Linked DNA regions of Homo sapiens: region 2 is linked to region 1. A link is an interaction called in ENCODE POLR2A ChIA-PET data of the cell type or tissue named here. Cell type or tissue: Panc1. All regions are shown on one strand. Each heading gives the region's core, and the rest is flanking DNA. Links, peaks and the distances in the headings are about the cores only. Region 1 overlaps ARRB1 (arrestin beta 1). Region 2 holds the start of LOC105369389 (a long non-coding RNA gene).

Region 1 (5,367 bases), core at 303-5,302:
AACCCCACTCAAGCCTCCCCTTTCCTCACGAACAGGTCCTCTGCCCCCCTATTTAGATTCACATCCTCCTACCCCAGCCTTCTTCTGTCTGGGATCCCCCAAGGTAGAATCTGAGCTGACACTTCTGGGAGAAAGGTTCTTCATGGTCTTCTCTTTCATTAAGCCAAACTACTCCTTGCTGTCCAGAAACGGGAATGCTTCCTAAGGGTAGTTTTCTGGGTGGTGGGGTGGGGTTTGCCGGGCCTATTCTTGGGGGATTCAGAACATGCTGTGAAACTACTGGTGGCCTGGCCTCTCACAGTGGGAATAAGTCCTTCCTCTGGCTACAGAGCCACACTGCTCCCCCCACCTCCTAAAGAACCAGGTTACTTTTCTAGCCCTCAGGCACAAGAGTCAAATTCATGCCCCTCTCTGCCCCTTTCATGACTGGCCCGAGTCCTGATGTGACTGTCCCCACTGCCACAGGTGGCATCCACATGTGCCAGCCAGACAGGCCTTTCTGCTCATGGTCAGCCCCAGAGGCCAGAGACCTCAGAGAGGGTGGTTCTCCCCGGCCCCAGAGCCATACTCTGAGTCACATCTGGCCGGGCCTCTGGATAAGCCTACTCTCCCTGCCCCTGCAAACACACCACATTTTCCTTGTCTCTCCCACCAGTGATGACGACATTGTATTTGAGGACTTTGCTCGCCAGAGACTGAAAGGCATGAAGGATGACAAGGAGGAAGAGGAGGATGGTACCGGCTCTCCACAGCTCAACAACAGATAGACGGGCCGGCCCTGCCTCCACGTGGCTCCGGCTCCACTCTCGTGCACTCGGATGCTTACTCGTCTTCTTCCTGTTCTGGTTTCTTTTCCCCTTTGTTCTTCCAGTTTCTACCAGGGGGCCCCGTGGGCTTCCAGATCACGGTGATGAACCTCTGGCCTCAGGATTGGCCCCACATCACCACGCCAACAGGACCACAGCGCACTGGCTCCACCCCATCTCTGCCATCTCCACTCCCCTCCTTTTCATGCTGTCTCCCAGAAAAGCTGCCAGGGCTCTGGCCTTGGAATTGGACTTGAGATGGGGAGCAGACAGGGGAGGATGGGGAATGTGGGACACGGTGTGGTGGGCATGAGGGCTTGGAGGGGTGGGGATGAGGGCTCAAGACACGAGAGAAGATGTCCACGGTCCCAGGTGGTTAACAAAGTTCTGGCAGCTAAAAGATGACCGCGTTGAAGGCCACCTCCTTCTGGCTGGGAGGGGCAGAACTGTGGACAGATTCTCAATGCCTTTTTGAAGTTCTGACCCACCAAAGACCTTCTGCCTTCACCCTCCTCCCCACCTGATGTCCCTCTGTGTCTGATAGTGATGTTGGTGAAAGTTCGTAGACCCCAGGAGTAGAGAAAAGCAACTGGACTGACTTTCTTACCAGCAGTTACCTAGACTGAGGCAAGCTGTGTGGACTCACCCAAGTATATTTCAGTACTGTCAGGCTGTGACATCTTAGCTACCTTGTATTTCAAGTGCATGGCCCTGTCTAGAGATATGCACAGAGAGAAAAGCAGAGGGAGGGAGGGAGGGGGTCTTCAGCAAGCACCAGCCCCCAGCAGAGTGAGCTGAAGCTCCTGAGGAGGGTTCCCGAAGGGGGGCGCTCAGAGATGGGGGCAGGGGGCGGGGAGAGGAGAGTCTGCCTTATGTCCCTTCCTTGTGGACTTCACATGGTCATGCAGGAAGTGAGGATGGGTGTCCAGCGGGGGCCGAGGCCACTAGTATCCTCCTGCTTCCCCCTGCCATTCTCCAGGGCTGGACTGACCCTATGGACTGGGAGAGAGTGCCTGAGGCCACCATGCCACAGTCAAAGGGGGTCCTATCTCAGAAGGTGGCAGCATCCACTGAGATATCCTCACCCGAAGGGAAGGAGGCTGCTGGGTAGCAAATAAGCCCCTTCTTTTCTTGGTGAGTTGATGACCTCCAATAGCTCCCAGTGTCATGGGTACCCAGTACGCATTAGCTGGTGTTGGGTTGATTGAGACCTGGGGCAGTTCCTGGGGCAAGAAGCCAGATGGGAGATGAGATAGAAAGTGTTAGGAGTTATCCTCTTTGCCTGGCCTTTGAGAATAACTTACTGTGTGACTTTGGGCAAGTTCCTTCCCCACTCTGGGCCTCAGTTTCTCACTTGGGAAAGCAAGGAGTTTGACCAGATGATCACAATGGGCCTTCCTAGCTCTGGCCACCAAGAATTTGTGAACATTAGAGCTCCTGGTCTGGTGGGTAGAGCCAGAGCTGCTGACTGGTCTCTCTGCCTCCAGAGGGGATTTATTGGACCTCAGAGGTGGCAGGGCCCTATGGAGCACCAACTGCCCTCAACCCCACCCTGTGCCCAAGACTGGGAAGGGATTGATGTCAGGCTGTGGCCATAGGTAGCATGAGTTGCCCAAGGAGGGACAGAGCATATCTTTGCTGAGGCTTGGCTGAGGGGCTTATGATAGGGCTTGCAGTACCTCACAGCCCCCTGTGGGCACAGACACCCTGAGGTTTACCCAGGCAAATATATTGATTAGCAGGACAAGGGCTCTCTCCTCAGTTTCTGCTCCCTTCCATCTCTCTCCCATACTTGTCTGAAAAGGGAGACAAAAAATCTTATACAAGTGGCATCTCAATCCTTTCCAGTCCAGCACCTCCTGGGGCAGGCAGTGTGACTTATTTCCTGTGGTGAAATCACCTGTTTCACAAGCCTGGCAGCGCGACTTCTGAGTCTCATGACCACTCAACCCAAGGGACCCCTCCCCAGACCAGAACCAAGTCAGCTGGGGGCTGTCGTACTACCCTGTCCAGTCTTGAGGGCCTAGTTGCAGGTCCCCCAGGCATCCAGCCCCTCCTAGAGCTTGCTGGGCAGGCTGCACCTCATCTGGGCAGGCGCAGAGCTGATGAAATGCTGGAGCAATGCATGGCAAACATATGCCCTCCAGTGTCTTCTGAAACCTTTGGGGCTGACACAAGATCCTTTAGTGTTTGGGATGACCTCTTTCCTGCAGACTTCTTCCCCTATCCCTAACTCATGCATGGAAAACGTTTGTCAGGCTGGTTTCCCGAGCCTCCTGCACCTCAACATCACGCTCACCCTTTTGGGTTTAGCCCAGTGTTATTTAGCAAATTTCTCCAGCTGCAGGGAAGGATCAGAGCACTATCTTTTTTTTTTTTTTTTCTCCTGGAGCCAGGACTGCACAAGGCAATGGCCAAATTTAGTTGAATTCAGCCTACCATCCTTTGCTGATGACTCAGCTCTATGCCAAGTACTGGAGCCACAGAGATGGGTCAGTCCCAGCCCCTGTCCTCAGGAAGCCCATGGTCAGGGAAACGTTGTAGGGATAAGTAATAGAGGGCAGTTGCCTTCAGGGCTCCTGGTGGCTGCTGGTCCCTATGGTGCCTTGATGTGAATTAGAAGACGGTGCCCTTTCCAGGTGGATTCAGACCTACACTAGAACGCACAGCTTTGGGAGTGACACACAGGTTGGATTTTAGCACCCCTTGCCCCTTGGCCAGAGGTGCCCTGCTGCACGGCCATACGCTGCAGCCTCGAGGGACACACAGGCCAAAGTGTTTCCTTCAGCCTCTTCCTGGAGAGGAAGCCGCAGGTCATGTTTCCAAGCTTCTGGTCAACTCCAGGCACCACCTCCCAGCCCCCAAACATGGCCGAGCCAGTGCTTCTCTGCAGGGCCCCTTTCCTTTCTGGAGTCAGCCTGCCCAGGTGATACCTTGAAGTGAAACTAGGGGTGGGGGAGCCTCACTAGGCCCCAGGCACCATCCCACAGTACTGGCGGTTTCTCTGCCAAGTGTTTGGGGCCTGCACTGGCCAAGCCATCCGTCACTGGGACTTTGCAGTGTGCCCTGTGGGTGGCGTGTGGACACCGGTCCGGGCAGGAAGGAAAAGCATGCCCCGGTGAAAACCCACCGAGCAGAGAGCCAGCGGGACCTCCTCAGCATTCCACCCAGGGGAAGAGTTCAGTCCCCATGAAGATAAGGACTGAGTTATTTGGCTGCACCTCTCCTCAGCCTCAAAGCTCAGACCTGCTAGAGTGGGTTCACCTGGCTGTTGGTTCTGTGGGAGAGTTCCTGACAAGCTGGTTCCTACATGGTGCAGTGAAAGGAACTCTGTCCTGGAAGTCCCCAATGCCGCCTCTCAGTCCTGCCTGTCACCAACCACCTGGGGGGCTTGGGCAAGCTACTCAACCTCTGGGGCTCAATTTCCCTAACTGTAAAATGGGATTGTAATCCCTTCCCTGCCTGACGCAGGAATTGTTATGAGGCCCAGATGAGATGAAAGTCAGCGGTCAGGGCTCTGTAAGTTGAAAATGGCTGGATGTGTGTGGCCCTGCCACTGCAGGGATGGCCCAAGGTCACACAGAAAGTTTGCTGCAGGAGGAGCCCTCCCCACCAGTCTTCATCGCTTGCCCTGCTTCTCACTTAGGCAGATGTCAACCAGAATGAGATACAGCCAATTTGGCTTTGATGACCCAGCTGAGAGGGAAATTTAGATACAATTCAGGAATATCATGCCCAAAAATAGTGGTCCCAGCAACCAGGACACAGAGGGAAGACCTGGATATTGTCAGTGATTGGTGGAGGGGGACATCTTGGACCCTCCTAGGCCTGGTGTCACATCTCCCATCTCTCAGACCCCACAGAGGCCAAGGGGCCTTGGCTCTGACCCAGGTTAAAGAGAGCCACCAGCCCCCAGGCTCAGGGAGCTGAAACCACCCATCCGCAGAAATCTAAGGGCAAGGAGAAATAGAAATTGTCTGTTCCTTCCCTTCAAAGTGTAAGGCCTCTTCCAGGAGCAACTGGAGCCACCACAGCTTCTCAGTGACATTGGGAGGGCTTCGGGCCCAGGAAAAACCCAAGCCTTTTGTCCTGAGAGCCGAGCCACAGCGGATGCAGTGGCGTCAGCATCCCAGAGCGGCAGCTTCTCTCCTGCCTGTCACTGGGGACTGGTTGCTCTCCACCCATCCAGGAGGAAGGGGTTAGGTCCCAGTCTTACACTCTTATAGGGTCTCATGGACATAGGCCTATGCCTGTTCTGATATCTATAATTTTTTAAACTCAAAAGGACCAAAACACTCCTGAACCCTCATCTATACGGCCTGCACTGGGCTTGGTGTTTCCTCCTGGCCCAGGCAGCTCCATCTCTTCTGCCATTCCTCCTGGACGAAAGTGGCAGGACCCCACCTCTACCACTTCCCCACAGGGTCACTGCACAGCGGCTTCAAAGACACGCCCTGTTGAAGGGGAAACATCCTCCCCCCATCACACTCCAACTCGTCACCCCAAAAGGGAAGTCAAAGCACAGGTCCGTGGGGCCTATGGTTTGTAGACACTGACACAG
Region 2 (5,367 bases), core at 173-5,172, 250 kb before region 1:
GTTTTGCCTCCCTCCTCAAAACAGAGCCTGGTGCTCCCCTTCCTACCCACTCAGCTGAACTCACCCAGCTCAAGGGCAGTCATGTTTGAGTCTCTCCTTGGAGTGGCTCCTTTCCCACATGAGATCCGCTTTCATCCCTCATTTTGCAGGTGAGAAACCTCGGGCTCAGGCAGGTGAGGTGACTGGCTTGAGGTCCCACAGCCTGTCGGTGGGAAGTGGTGAGGGTCCCTGCGGCAGCTCCCATGGCACCTGGGCCAGGCCGTGCCCTCTAGGTCCTCAGCAGGAGTGGAGCACAGGAGAGTCAGGAGGCTACTAGCCAGGTGGTCTCCTGGTCTAGGAGGAGGCCCTATGGGTGCCAGGGGAACCCTGCTCTGTGGGCCTTGAGGGGTCATCTGGGGCTCCTGGGATTGCTGGGTCCCTTTCCCTGGGAGGAAGTTAGCCGAGGAATGCCAGAGGTTGAGAGCGAGGAACCCAGGAGTTCTAGGCTGTGACTAGTTCTGAGTGCCCCTGTAAACTTCAGTGTTTAGTTTCACGGAGAGTCAAGACTGACTTTTTGTTGACTTTGGACACATGACAGTTTAACTTTACGAAGCGCTCTGATATCTGTGATGTCATTGCATCCTCACAGCAGTCTGTGAGGAGGAAGTGTGGGACTTGTTTGGGAGGGCAGGAGAGTGTGGGCTCTGGAATCAGACACACCGGAGCTTACACCCTGACTCCCACCGGCTCTCTGACCTCAGGCAAGTTGGTAACCAGCCAAGTCTCAGTTTGCTCATCTGTGAAAGGGACAATTTACTCCACAACAAATTGTTAGCAACACCTGCCTTGCTGGCTGTGTGCCTTAAGAGAACATCTGTAACTGCTGGGTCAGTGTCTGGTGCCATGTAATAGTTTTCATGATTTTTATCAGACCCACTTTATAGAAGGGAAGATGGAGGCTGAGAGAAGGAAGGTGACTTGTCTGAGGTCATGTAATGATTTAAATTGGTCCTCCAGACTTCTTGTCTGTGAATTTTTTCTATAAAACCTCCCTCTCCATCCTCAAGTGACCCGATACCTCATTTATCCAGAACCCTCCACGTGTGATGCTGTCTAGACGTGGCATTGTGTCCCCAGTGCCCAACAGCACTTGCCTGGTACACAGTATGTCCTGTGCATAGATGTGTTGATGAATTCATATAAACTGTAAGAAACATTTTTCCAGAAGAAGCAGCTAAGGCCTGTGTCTTGCCCTAAAGACTTCTTTCTTTCTTTCTTTTTTGAGACAGAGTTTCGCTCTTGTTGCCCAGGCTGCAACCTCTGCCTCCCAGGTTCAAGTGATTCTCCTGCCTCGGCCTCCCACATAGCTGGGATTACAGGTGCCCGCCACCACGCCCAGCTAATTTTGTATTTTTAGTAGAGACAGGGTTTCATCATGTTGGTCAGTCTGGTCTGGAACTCCTGACCTCAGGTGATCCACCTGCCTCGGCCTCCCAAAGTGCTGGGATTACAGGAGTGAGCCACCACACCCAGCTCTAAAGACTTCTTTCTGCTCTCTATCCCATTAAAAACAACTCTAACAGTTTTGGTTGGAAACCTTTGCAAAAGAGATTGATCACTTTCTTCCTCTGAACAATGGCAACATGGACGGGTTGAGGGACAGGCCTTAGGAACCCCGCCTGCCTTGCTGAGAATGCCGACGCGGCTTGACCCCTGTGCCAGATGACCCTGGGCTGCTGCATGTGTTCAACTCTGGTTTCTGGCTCTTCCCACCCTGTCGGTTCCTTTATTCTGCTGCCCACAGACTTGCCTCCAGAGCGCTGCATCTCTTTCCTCTCCCCTCGTGTGTGTGTGTGTGTGTGTGTGTGTGTGTGTGTGTGTGTGTGTCCTTCCCAATTTCATGCTTCTACCAGTTAGGGACTAAGAAATGGAACAATTGACCTTACTAGAATTGGTTCGTGTATTCATTCATACCTATTCAACCAGTCAGCCATTGGTGAGCCTGTGTCACACTGGGGATTCTGTCTGTGCATTCTTCCATGCATCCATGTATCCATCCATCCATCTGTCCTGATTGAGGACCTCTGCAGTGGCTTGTGATCAATCAAGACATTACCACACCCTCCTGGCCATGCATGCAGTAAAATAATGATGCACACAGCAAATGCTGGCACAGGACTTGACAGTTTGTAATCTGCCTCTGCTTGCATTACCTCAATCTTCACAACAGCCCTGAGAATAGCATTATCCCCATTTTGCAGATGATGAAAACAAAGCTTAGCAGGATGGGGTCCCCCCGCCCAATGGCCAGCAGTGAGCACAAAGTCACAGTTGGAACTCACTCAGGTCTCTGGCCCACTCTGTTACCTTCTCCCTCCTTTGCGCTACGTTTGGAGGCTGTCTGATGCCATGTTCATTATCTGTCTCTGTCATGAGCTATTGGTGGTGGTGGCTGAGGTTGGACTTTTTGCCTCTGTCAAATGGTCAGTGCAGGGAAGCATGGCCCTGGCTGGGTGGCAGCCACAGACACCCTTCAACCTGCAGACCTTGTCCCGCCTGGACCCAGGCGCACTATCTAGTCCACACTCCCCAAACTGTCCCCTGAGGAGCCCTAGTCCCGTGGCATGGGAATGGATTCAAGGATGCATGAGCATACAGATTTGGGAAACGCTAGGTCACATAAATCCAAACAGGCCTTCTCAGGGTCTTTAATGTATTAATACGAATTAGGGACCCCAATGGGTGGCAGAGTGTGCAGCCAGCCTTTCCTAAGCTTATTTGAACATGCAACTCCTTGGTCAAAGAGCAGGGTCTGGACACACCGTCTTGAGAATGCAGTGAGAAGATCTCATGGGCAAACCCTGACCTTGCTGTTTTGTGCAAGGAAACCCCCAGCCAGAGCTAGTTTCCTGGCCCAGGACTGCATTTTGAGAGAGCATCACAGGGAATACTCTTTAGCCCCAGAAAAGATTCAGTGATAATGGTGGAACTTCAGGCAGCAGGGGCAAGTGGCCGTGGAGATATTTTTATTCTTTCATCCACCAAAAGAACATATCTCAGACATCTACTGTGTGCCAGGAACAGAGCCAGCACTTGGAAATGCCAAGACAATCTAAGTCTCTTCCATTTCATTTTTCCCCCACAGTGCTGCATCTCTTTCCTCCGAGGGTTTTCAAAGAAAGACAAGCCTTAAATACATGCCTTAAAAGGAAGAAGTGATCTGTTAATTGCTCTGGGTCGTTGCTTTGGGTGGGTGACACATTTACTCAATTCAGCGGAGCTGTACCTTCTTAGTCCCAGGTCCTGAGGGGCAGAGAGTGAGGCAATTCCAGGACCCATTACCCTGGGCAGAGTGCACAGATGTTGCAAGGGAGGTCAAGAGCATGGGGAGGCCCGGAGGAGGAGGAGGGGGGAGGGGGAGAAGGGAGCGAGCTTCCTCCTGGGGTCCATCAGTCTCAGCTTGGGGTTGGGGGGCACTTAAGTGAGGCTCTGCGAAGAAGAGATGGGGGAGTGGGGGTGGATGGGCTCCAGGTGGCTGGGAAGGGCATTCTTCCAACAGCTGGAGCAGAGGTGAAAGGAGGCAGCACATGACACTGTGTCATGAGGACCCTGTAAGGAGCCTGTGGATGTGGGAGCAGAGGGAGGAAAAGGAGGTCAGACGGGGCTGGAGAAGTTTCTGGGGCAGATTTTGAGGGTCTGAGCTCCAGCCAAGTGGGTGCTTACCTGATGAGGAGCCTCTTCAGAGCTGGTCACATTCATCCCAGTGTCCCCAGCACCTGGCTGGTGCCCAGTGGGTGTTTGTGGACTGGCTGGACTCTTCCTCTGTAGGCCTCGGGTTCCTCACATTTGTGGTCAGGCGAGGTCACCTGGCACCTCCCTTCCTACTCTGAAGAGCTCTCAGGAGTTCTGGATGCTTGTGCAGGGGAAGGCCTCACCACTCTCCCTGTCTCCTGCCTCAGGGTTCTCTGGGTTGCCCCAGCAGGGCTGGGGCCATGGTGCCCTGAGTGGGGGACAGCCCTCCCGCTGCCAGGGAACTTTGCCCCTCGTGCTTTCTCCCTTCAGCAGTTGGCCCCCTGAGCCCAGAAGGACATTCCTTGGTGTCCCGTGACTGGGAGTGGCAGTGGCATTGAGCGCATGCTGCAGCTTAGCACGGGGAGGGAGCTCTGCTTCCATCTATGTGAAAATGGGCAGCCAGGTGTGGTAGCTCATGCCTATAATCCCAACACTTTGGGAGGCCGAGGCGGGCAGATCACTTGAGGTCAGGAGTTCGAGACCAGCCTGGCCAACATGGTGAAACCCTGTCTCTACTAAAAATACAAAAATTAGCCGGGCTTGGTGGTGCGTGCCTGTAATCCCAGCTCCTCGGGAGGCTGAGGCAGGAGAATCGCTGGAACCCAGGAGGCGGAGATTGCAGTGAGCTGAGATCGTGCCACTGCACTCCAGCCTGGGCAACAGAGCAAGACTCCATCTCAAAAAAGAAAAAGAAAATGGGCAAGTGACTCAGCCTCTGAGCCTCCGCCTTCTTGTCTGTTAATAGTAACTTCCACACTGGACTTTTATGAAGGTTCAACGAGATAAAGTTTGAACATGGATTATAAACTGACTTACTCCACAAACAAGTAAACAGTTCTTGGCATTAACAATATTCATTTGTCCAATTTATATTAATCCCCCAAGCCTCTGGGCCACTCACCTCTTTTCAGGAAGTGCTCCCTGGCATCAGCTCACTGTTCTCTGTGCAAGCTGCCCCTGCTGGTACATTTTATCCAGGCCAGAGCAATAGGAGCCTCTGAATTATGTACAAGTCGCACACACAGGCCAGAACTGTGTGTCTGCAGCCCTGTCTGTGTTTGAACAGAAAGAAAGATGGTGCTGTCCTTCCTATCTGCTGGGCCCAGGGACCAGATACCGCCCCTTCCCTGGCTGCAACCCAGGGGTCTCGGCCTCTGAGGAAGGCTGGGAGCACATGTCAAGAACACCCCCCACACCCAACTTGTCTGTCCTGTTTACAGTCTGGGTCTAACATGACCTGCCCACATACAGGAGCCTCTCTGTGTCCTGCATCCCTGGGTGGCTGGTGGGCATAGGGCTTGAGGGGCAGAAAAAGACAGTCACTCCACATCCCTTCCACTTCCCTGTTCATGCCAGGAGCTGTCAGTCGGGATGACCAAGATCTTCAATGTGGACACTGCTTTATTTCAGCAGGGCCTCAGGTACCCCCTCTGGGAGGCCTGCAGCCTGTCACAGCATGCTGAGCCAAAGCCACCTGCCCAGGGTAGGTGCTGGAGGGACAAGGCTAGGTTGTGCCCAGCACCCCTTCGCCTGGAATTCTGGGGGTCCCTCTCAGTGCCCTTGTTCCTGAGCAGCTCCAGATGGTCCTGGCCCTAT

What was found. ChIA-PET counts read pairs that join two places held together with the same protein. Peaks named below come from ENCODE experiments on the same cell type or tissue, not always from the same donor. Only the 100,000 strongest peaks of a DNase experiment are listed, where the experiment ranks them.
Region 2: POLR2A ChIA-PET joins it to region 1 with 5 read pairs; 3 of 35 experiments call an interaction of 5 or more read pairs at or near these places.

The regions. Positions count from the first base shown.
Region 1 is chr11:75,261,563-75,266,929 of GRCh38, reverse strand. ARRB1 (arrestin beta 1) reads left to right here. Exons shown (of 16, transcript NM_004041.5): 16 at 656-5,367. The coding sequence ends at 767. Among named protein-coding and RNA genes, the nearest start is that of TPBGL, 23 kb to the right of the region's middle. RefSeq lists enhancers at 246-745, 746-1,247, 3,282-4,213, 4,572-5,071 and a silencer at 836-925. In Panc1, for the core only: no CTCF peak of the experiment used is centred there; a DNase peak (open chromatin) is centred at 2,812; H3K27ac peaks cover 1,517 bases.
Region 2 is chr11:75,508,781-75,514,147 of GRCh38, reverse strand. All of the region lies in intron 1 of GDPD5 (glycerophosphodiester phosphodiesterase domain containing 5), which reads left to right. LOC105369389 (a long non-coding RNA gene) reads right to left here and starts at 2,034. Exons shown (of 6, transcript XR_007062784.1): 1 at 1,954-2,034; 2 at 65-202. In Panc1, for the core only: no CTCF peak of the experiment used is centred there; no DNase peak of the experiment used is centred there.